2 separate regions of the Homo sapiens genome follow, and region 2 is linked to region 1. A link is an interaction called in ENCODE POLR2A ChIA-PET data of the cell type or tissue named here. Cell type or tissue: K562. All regions are shown on one strand. Region 1 overlaps DONSON (DNA replication fork stabilization factor DONSON). Region 2 overlaps LINC00649 (long intergenic non-protein coding RNA 649).

The links. ChIA-PET counts read pairs that join two places held together with the same protein. Peaks named below come from ENCODE experiments on the same cell type or tissue, not always from the same donor. Only the 100,000 strongest peaks of a DNase experiment are listed, where the experiment ranks them.
Region 2: POLR2A ChIA-PET joins it to region 1 with 5 read pairs; 3 of 35 experiments call an interaction of 5 or more read pairs at or near these places.

What each region holds. Positions count from the first base shown.
Region 1 is chr21:33,578,739-33,583,738 of GRCh38, reverse strand. It overlaps DONSON (DNA replication fork stabilization factor DONSON), which reads left to right. Exons shown (of 10, transcript NM_017613.4): 5 at 73-251; 6 at 1,493-1,574; 7 at 1,684-1,788; 8 at 2,239-2,437; 9 at 4,177-4,389. Among named protein-coding and RNA genes, the nearest start is that of DONSON, 7.4 kb to the left of the region's middle. In K562, no CTCF peak of the experiment used is centred here; no DNase peak of the experiment used is centred here.
Region 2 is chr21:33,944,038-33,949,037 of GRCh38, reverse strand. LINC00649 (long intergenic non-protein coding RNA 649) reads right to left here. Exons shown (of 3, transcript NR_038883.2): 2 at 3,143-3,228. Among named protein-coding and RNA genes, the nearest start is that of LINC00649, 15 kb to the right of the region's middle. RefSeq lists enhancers at 248-307, 838-1,317, 492-1,691 and a silencer at 1,159-1,453. In K562, a CTCF peak has its summit at 1,101; DNase peaks (open chromatin) are centred at 692, 1,067, 1,471 and 2,977; H3K4me3 peaks cover 675 bases.

The DNA of each region.
Region 1 (5,000 bases):
TGAATTATTCAGAATTATAAACATTGCATTAAATGTTTAATAATACCTTAAGAAAATTTTTTTACTTCATAGGTCTGTGAGCTTTACTTCTCTATATAATTTGCTGAAGACAAAACTTTGCCCCTATTTCTACGTTTGTACCTATCAGTTTACTGTCCTGTTCCGAGCAGCAGGATTAGCTGGAAGTGACTTAATCACAGCTCTCATATCTCCAACAACTCGAGGTTTAAGAGAAGCTATGAGAAATGAAGGTAAAAGTTTAGGTTTAAAGTGAGAATACTATACTATATAGTAAACCTATTTTGGCCTAAAAGCTATTTAAATTTAAAATGCCTTTTACCAGTTGATTAGCAACATTAAGAAATATATTATTTCTTTATTTCTGGCTTTTTTTCCCTCCCCCACAATTATTTAATCCAGCAGTCCGCAAACTTTTTGGCACTAGGGATCAGTTTCATGGGCAGTGAGGAGGATGGTTTCGGGATGAAACTGTTACACATCAGATGATCATTCTTTTTTTTTTTTTTTTTTTTTTTTTGAGATGGAGACTCGCTCTGTCACCCAGGCTAGAATGCAGTGGTGCAATCTCGGCTCACTGCAAGCTCCGCCTCCTGGGTTCAGGCCATTCTCCTGCCTCAGCCTCCCGAGTAGCTGGGACTACAGGTGCCTGCAACCATGCCCGGCTAATTTTTTGTATTTTTAGTAGAGACGGGGTTTCACCGTGTTAGCCAGGACGATCTCGATCTCCTGACCTCGTGATCCGCCCGCCTCGGCCTCCCAAAGTGCTGGGCTTACAGGCGTGAGCCACCGCGCCCGGACAAGATCATCATTCTTATAAGGAGGGCACAACCTAGATGCCTCACATGCACAGTTCACAGTAGGATTCGTGCCCCTGTGAGAATCTAATGCGACCACTGATGTGACAGGAGATGGAGCTCAGGCAGTAATGTTCACTCGACAGTCGCTCACCTCCTGCTGTGCAGCCCGGTTTCTAACAGGCCACAGGCCAGTACCAGTCCACAGTCCAGGGGTTGGGGACTCCTGATTTAAACTGTTCCTTCCACATAGTGTTCTCTGATCTCTAAAATAAAACACATATTGGGCCAGATAGTCACTATCTGAATATACTCTTCTAGAAATTCTTCTATAGTACCAATTACCCCTTTAATAACAAAATTTTCAAACTGAGTAAACCCATTAGTGGATCATGAAATCTACTTAATGGGCCCAATCAGTACTTTTTCAAAAAGTGAACTGGAATACAATATGATTTATGAAAGAGTGTTACATGTATGTGTTGTTTCCCGAACCTCTTTCAAGGAGAATACGTTTTATGCATGTTTGTAGGTTTGTGAAGAAAGCTTGAAAACTCTACTGCCTTAATAGATCATTTGTAAAAACTAACATTTCAAATTTTTTACACTCTAAAAGTACAGCATGCCTGTTAAATACTTTAAATGACAACTCAGTTACATTTTTGTTCCTCATATAGGTATTGAATTTTCTCTGCCTTTAATAAAAGAAAGTGGCCATAAGAAGGAGACAGCATCTGGAACAAGCTTGGGATATGGGGAGTATGTGATTAAAATAACTTTATATCATCCACTGACTTATGGACTCATGAAATAGATTTGCACAGGAACAGCTTGTGAAATAGGGACTCTAACTGTAGCAATTTCCTAGGGAGCAAGCCATCAGTGATGAGGATGAAGAGGAAAGTTTTTCCTGGCTGGAAGAGATGGGTGTGCAAGATAAAATTAAAAAGCCAGACATACTTTCTATCAAGCTGTATCCTTTCAGTTGTTGTTAACTAGAATTAATTTTCATTGAATGACGTTAGTGAGAAGTTTAACATTGGCAGTTTTATATGATTATAATCTTAAATTATCTTCAGGTCATATTAAAACTAATTCTCCATTGTAATACTAAATAAGCCCCTAAGTATCAACAAATGGTGAACTATTAAACCTTTTTTAATCAAAACGTTCAATTATGATTGTGGGAGAATAGGTGTGTTTTGACTAGAGAAGAAATTAGGTTTAGGTGTCAGTTTGTAGCAAATTCAGATTGTTAACATTTTGATTGAAACATATGCCTTATGATTCGGTAAAGAGAGGTAGCAAGAGGATTTCCATTTCATTATGGAGAAAAGGAGTCTCAGGTGATTCAGAATCAAGATAACTGCTTTCCACATTAGGTGAGATTTGCTTTTGCAATTTCCTTGATTGTCATCTTCAGGCGTAAAGAGAAACATGAAGTACAAATGGATCACAGACCTGAATCTGTTGTGTTGGTAAAAGGAATCAACACCTTTACATTGCTCAATTTTTTGATTAACTCTAAGAGTTTAGTTGCTACCTCAGGTCCACAGGCAGGACTTCCTCCAACCCTCTTGTCCCCTGTTGCTTTCCGAGGTGCCACAATGCAAATGCTTAAGGTAATAAAAGTCTGCATAACCTAGCTTTTAAGAAGTACTTTACTTTGATAGGATAAATTCTTGATTTAAAAAAAAACCTCCTAGCATTTTTACTTGGTACATATTTTCATTTTGCTTTCCTCCCATTAAAAAAAGAAACAAAAATTATATAAGACAGTTATATCAAAGAAATTATGTGGAAATATATAAATTATATGAAATCCTTTTTATTTTCTTTTCGAGATGGAGTCTTGCGCTGCTATCCAGGCTGAATGGAGTGCAGTGGCGTGATCTCAACTCACTGCAACCCCTGCCTCCCGGGTTCAAGTGATTCTCGCGCCATGCCTCAGCCTCTTGAGTAGCTGGGATTACAAGCACACACCACCAAGCCTAGCTATTTTTTTTGTTTTTTTTTTTCTTGTTTGTTTTTGTTTGTTTGTTTTAAGAGGGAGTCCCACTCTGTCACCGGCTGCAGTGCAGTGGTGCGATCTCGGCTCACTGCAGCCTCCAACTCTGGGGTTCAAGCGATTCTTCTGCCTCAGCCTCTCGAGTAGCTGGGGTTACAGGTGGGCACCACCACGCCCAGCTAATTTTTGTATTTTTAGTATAGACGGAGTTTCACCATATTGGCCAGGCTGGTCTTGAACTCCTGGCCTCTTTTTAAATTATACGAACATTTATTTTCTTTTTTTGGTTGGGGAGACAGGGTCTTGCTGTAGTGCAGTGGCACAGCTCACTGCAGCCTCAACCATGTGGGCTCAAGTGAAATTCCTGCCTCAGCCTCTCGAGTATCGGACCACAGGACTGCCATGCCCTGCTTTTTTTTTTTTTTTTTTTTTTTTTTTTTTTTTTTTTTTTTGAGGTGGAATCTCACTCTCACCCAGGCGTGTGCCACCACGCCTGGCTAATTTTTTTTTTTTTTTGTATTTTTTGTAGAGACGGGTTTTCACCATGTTGGTCAGGGTGGTCTCGAACTCCTGACCTCATGATCTGCCCTCGGCCTCCCAAAGTGCTGGGATTACAGGCATGAGCCACTGCACCTGGCCGCCCTGCATTCATTCATTCATTCATTCATTCATTCATCTATCTATTTAGAGACGGAGTCTTGCTCTGTCACCCAGGCTGGAGAGCAGTGGCTCAATTTTGGCTCACTGCAAACTCTGCCTAACGGGCTCAAGCGATTCTTCAACCTCTGCCTCTGGGGCTCAGGTGATTCTTCTGCCTTAGCTTCCCAAGTAGCTGGGACTATAGGCTCACACCACCATGCCTGGCTAATTTTTTTGTATTTTTAATAGAGACGAGGTTTCACCATGTTGGCCAGGCTGGTCTTGAACTCCTGACCTCAAGTGATCTGCCCACCTTGGCCTCCCAAAGTGCTGGGATTATAATCATAATAAATTATATATGTAAATACAAAATACATGCTAAATCTTAGCAATAAAATTGAATGGATTTTAAATTTTTGTTTTTCCAATAGTCTGCATTGACAGTGTATTACTAAATCAGATAAAATACTATATGAAAAAATGGTATTCTCTGGAATATACTTCACCTGAAAATCTCTTAATATGGAAAGGTTGCTGAAAATTTACTAAGTATTTGTACTCACATAACATTGTTTAGATGTCTTGGGAAATAGTTTTATTCCATAATTGTTAAAAGAGAGGAAACCCCAAATGGAAATATATTGAACATATTTTTGGCTAGGCAAAAGGTTGAGAGATGATCTTAATTTTCCTTTTCTTTACATTTTCATGAAGGCACGGAGTGTGAATGTGAAGACACAAGCTCTTTCTGGATACAGAGACCAATTTAGTTTGGAGATTACAGGTCCTATCATGCCTCATTCTCTGCATTCACTGACCATGCTGCTCAAATCTTCACAGAGTGGATCTTTCTCTGCAGTACTGTATCCACACGAGCCAACTGCTGTATTTAACATCTGCCTGCAAATGGACAAAGTACTTGATATGGTAAGTAGACACCTATGAGCAGACTGTTTTAGTTGTAGTTTCCTCAAACTAGCTGGAGGGAAATTGAGTCATTTATGCTGAGTCACTATTGTGTTTCAAGTAATTAAACTGTTACTTAATTATGAATTACTAGAGGAAGGAATAATGTCTGTAAGTTGTTTATGTGAGGTAGCTTTCATGAATTCAGTCCAAGTACAATTTTTTTTTTTTTTTGAGATGGAGTCTTGCTGTTGCCCGGGCTGGAGTGCAGCGGCGCGAGTCTCGGCTCACTGCAGCCTTAGCCTCCTGGGTTCAAACAGTTCTCCTGCCTCAGCCTCCCAAGTAGCTGAGATTACAGGCATGTGCCACCACATCTGGCTATTTTTTGTATCTTTATTAGAGACGGGGGTTTCACCATGTTGGCCAGGCTGGTCTTGAACTCCTGACTTCAGGTGATCTGCCCACCTTGGCCTCCCAAAATGTTGGGATTACAGGCTTGAGCCACGGCACCCGGCCTCAGTCCAAATAGTTTTAACAGTGACTGAAGAACTTCCCATTCCAAAAAGGGGCAGCTTTTTCATTTCCTCTTGCATCCAAAACTCAATAGTACCTGATTCCTTTATAGTTTAAGG
Region 2 (5,000 bases), 370 kb before region 1:
ACAGTCTCGTGCCAAGATGCCAAAATGGGTGGGGGGAAGAGAAAGGGTTTGGGTCCAGGTCTGTCTAATTCGAAGGCTGCTTCTGGCACTTCCCCAGCTCACGAAGCCTGCTGCCTCTTGACAGGAAGTAAAAGGCACAGACAGATGGTGCTCTGGTGGAGCCCTGCCCAGAAAATGGCCACTTCCGGAGCAAAACTGCCACAGCAACAGGCCTTGTCAACAGCAGCCTCCAACCGTTAACCACAGGGCCATCTCACCTCTAGAAATCAGCTCCCTTTTATCCACACATCCCTACACACAAACAATAACTCCATCACCCAGGAGACCACAGAACAAAGGCAACGAGAGAGAGGGACAGAATGGGGCATAAATAAGATGCTGGATGGGCAGACAGGAAAAAAACACTTCAAGGCAGAGCACACCAGGATGTATTAGAAAGGAGTATTTGACACGCAGGCTTTTAGATGAAGCCTACCCTCCTTACGTGGGGAGTATACACAAATGAGTCTGTATTTTCAACTACGTCACATGCACCGCCTTGCAACCCAAAACAATATTTGTGCTTCAGGGGCTGCACTGCGCTGTTTTATACACAGAATCACCTGGCACAGCTCCTGTCCCTGAGATGCAAATTAATGTTCTCATGTAGTGGGGGGAAGGGGTCGAGAGGAGGCGAGGGGGAGGGGAGCAAATGTGCTCTGCAGGCCACACTCAGGCATTGACATCGCTGGGCATGATAGGCGCCGCCAGTGCTGTTGCTTAGCAACTCAATACCCTTCGAGAAAATCCAGCAGCCTCGCTGGCTTGCAGAAGCAGGCAGGGCTGGTTCAGCATGGCATTGGGCATGGAAAGATACTAACAGGTTTTTTTTTTCCAGTTATTAATAATCATTCTTCCTGATTTCCCATACAGATCGACATACCTGAGGGGACCCAGAGTCATCCACTACACTGGGGCTGGAAAAAGCCCAGGGTTTTTAAATTGCCTCCCAATCGGCTTCGGAGAGTAGTGGAATTTTACTGGCTGGTCCCATGACACTCCTTCCAGCCCCGGCCCTCACCACAACACAAAGGCAGAGCTCCACAGTGTGACTCACCAGCATACCTTCAGATCGTTGTTTGTCAGCCCATGTCATGAGTCATGGTTTCTTCAGCTTTCTTTTTTCTCAAAACTGAAACACTTGACATTTTACAATAGGGTTGGGGGGAGGCTTTTCATTTTTTTTTTTTAAGCCACTCTGTGGCTTTGTGTGCAAGTGTGGGGGCACGTGGGCAGAGGTGAGTAATGGATGCAAGAACAGGTAAACATGAGCAAGGTTCTCCACGCCATCAGCCACCTGGCAAGCCATCAGAGCTCAAGGAAGTTGTCATTTGTGTCGTGGAGGAATGGGAATACCCCTGGGCTATGTATCTTGGAAGAGACAAGGTGCTGGACAGCTTTCCACCCTCCATCTGTTGCATCCCAGCAGTGTAATGCTCCCTCTATTCCCACACACAAAGAGGTCGGCTTCATTTTGTGCCACGTGATAACAGCACCATGTAAGGCTTTAAGAAAAATCCTGCAGGAGTTACAAGAGACAAAGTACACTGCGACGTAAGATAAGAAAAAAAGAAGTGGAATTGCCACAGGGAAACTGTGCTGGGCCGAACAGTTGGTTGGTGGGTCCCTGGCTTTGGGTTCTGATTCTGACATAAATCGGGTGGGTGATGAGCTTCTTATTTGCATGGCTCATGCAAATATGCCATGATGTTATAAAGCACAACTTTCCTCCTCTCCATGAAGCCCTCAATCTCCAAATTTATTCACTTAGACAGCACAGTCTTTCCCCCAGAGTGTGAACCCCTCAAAGTCGGCACCATTTTATAAATCTCTTTATGGTATCAACCCAGCACATATCCAATACATACTAGATGCTCACTCATGCTGCCTGTGTGTATGGAGACATGGAGAAACAAAAATTAACTAAATCCAATTCACGTTTTGGAATCCTTATTTATTCCCATGCATTACAGGATAGATTCAATATGCCCTGTCAAGTCCCAGGAAAGTAATGAAGACCTAGGAAAGGATACAACAGAAAACGTTCTGAATGTTACACAATTTGAAATGCCATGATGTCATAAAGCATTCTTAGAAAAGGTAATAGTTGGCCGGAGGTGGTGGCTCACTCCTATAATCCCAGCACTTTGGGAGGCCGAGGCGGGCAAATCACCTGAGGTCAGGAATTCGAGACCAGCCTGACCAACAGGGTGAAACTCCGTCTCTACTACAGATACAAAAATTCGCCAGGCATCACCTGTAATCCCAGCTACTCGGGAGGCTGAGGCAGGAGAATTGTTTGAACCCAGCAGGGGGAGGTTGCAGTGAGCTGAGATGGCGCCACTGCACTCCAGCCTGGGTGACAGAGTGAAACTCTGTCTCAAAAAAGAAGAAAGAAAGAGAGAGAGAGAGAGAGAGAGAGAAAGGAAGGAAGGAAGGAAGGAAGGAAAGAAAGAAAGAAAGAAAGAAAAAGAAAGAAAGAAAGAAAGAAAGGAAAGAAAGAAAGAAAGAAAGAGAAAGAAAGAAAAGGTAATAACTATCAAAAGTCTCCCCACAGTCAGGGATGAGGACCAATTCTATACATAAGTAAATTAGGGAAGGGGAAAGTTAGAACTAATAAAAATATTTGCCCTGTCAGATTGGGGTAATGTCTGAAATTTCCACAATATTTGCTTATTTAGATTAAGATATTGAAGACCTGTGTCAAAATGTAAATGTTCTGTAGCCACAGCAATGTATAAATCCATTATTAACCTCAGGTGCATTTGCTAAATTTATTAAATCCATTCCCAGAGTGTAAGAGACCTAGGGATTGAGACTTGAAGCATGTAATTGTGTTTTTACATTATGGAAATGTCCAAACATGTACAAACTTGAAGTAATAGTGTAATCAAGCTCTATGTGCTCATCAGCTAGCTTCAACAATTATCATCCTATCACCAGCCCTGTTTTATCTACTTCCTCCCAACACACACACATTGGAGTGTTTTGAAACAAATCTAAAACCTCATAGCATTTCATTCATACATATTACAGTATATAACTCTAAAATATAAAGACTTTTTTTTTTTTTTTTTTTTTTTTTTTAGAGACAGGTACTCACTATGTTGTTCAGGCTGGTCTCAAACTCCTGGCCTCAGGCAATCCTCTCATGTAGCTGGAATTACAGTCCTGAGCCACCGCACCCAGCTAAAAACATAAAGACTTTTTAAAAACATAACCACAATACCAGTATCACACCTGAAAAAAAACCCCAACAATTTCTTTTTTTTTTTTTTTTTTCTATTTTTTTGACATGGAGTCTCGCTCTGTTGCCCAGGCTGGAGTGCAATGGCATGATCTTGGCTCACTGCAACCTCCACCTCCTGGGTTCGAGCAGTTCTCCTGCCTTAGCCTCCCAAATAGCTGGGACTACAGGCATGCACCAAAATGCCCAGCTAATTTTTGTTATTTTTAGTAGAGACAGGGTTTCACCCTGTTGGCCAGGCTGGTCTCAAACTCCTGACCTCAGGTGATCCACCTGCCTTGGCCTCCCAAAGTGCTGGGATTACAGGTGTGAGCCACCACACCTGGCCAACAATTTCTTAATATCAGTAAATATCTGGTCAGTACTCAATATTCAAATATCCCTGTTAAAACAATTCAGGGGTTCTTTTTGAATTAATGAACTTGAATTATTAGAGCAGTTTTAGGTTCACAGCAAAATTGAGCAGAAAGTACACTTCCCATATGCCCACTGCACCCAGACATGCACCACCTCCCCCACTATGGACGTCCCCCACCAGAGGATGATCTTTGTCACAATCAGTGAACCTACACTGATACATCATTATCACCCAATGTCTGTAGTTTACATTGGAGTTCATTCTCGGTGTTGTATACTCTTTGGTTTGGACAAATGTATCATGATATGGATCCACCATTACAGAACCATAAAGAACAGTTTGACGTCCCTACAAATCCTCCGTGCTCTGCCTGTTGATCCTGCCCTCCCTCCAACCCCTGTCAACCACTATCTCCACCGTTTTGCCTTTTTCAAAATATCATATAGTTGGAATCATACGTAGCCTTTTCAGATTGGTTTCTTTCACTTCATAATCGCATTTAAATTTCCTCCATGTCTTTTCATGGCTTGACAGCTCATTTCCTTTTAGTACTGAATAATATTCCACTGTCTGGATGTACCACAGTGTGTTTTTCCATTCGCCTACTGGAGGACATCTTGGTTGCTTCCAAGTTTTGACAACTATGAATAAAGCAGTTATAAAATCCTGTGTAGGTTTCTGTGTGGATATGTTTTCAGCTCATTTGGGTAAATATCAAGGAGTATAATTGCTGGATCATGTGGTAAGAGTATGTTAGTTTTGTAAGAAACTGCCAAAGTGTCTTCCAAAGTGTCTGTATCATTTTGCATTCTCAGCAGCAAAGAATGAGAGTTCTTGTTGTTCCACTTTCTCGTCAGCATTTGGTGCTGTCAGTGTTTGGATTTTGGCCCTTGTAATAGGTATGTAGTTGTATCTTTTGTCATTTTTATTTGCAATTCCCTAACAATAAATGATGTTGAACATCTTTTCATATGCTTATTTGGTATCCATATATCTTCTTTGGTGAGGTGTCTGTTCAGGTCTTTTGCCCATTTTTTAATTGAACTGCTCCTTTTCATTTTTTCTTTTTCTTTTTGTTTTTTTTTTTTGAGACAGGGTCTTGCTCTATTGCCCAGGCTGGAGTGCAGTGGTGTGATGTCAGCTCATTGCAACCTCCACCTCCTGGGCCCAAGCAATTCTCCCACCTCAGCCTCCTGAGTAGCTGGGACTACAGGTGCACACAACCACGATTTGGAGTTTTGTTGTTGTTTTTTTATTTTTTATTTTTTTTGGTAGAGGCGGGGTTTTGCCACGTTGCCTAGGCTGGTCTCAAATGCCTGGGCTCAAGTGATCCACCAGCCTTGGCCTCCCAAAGTG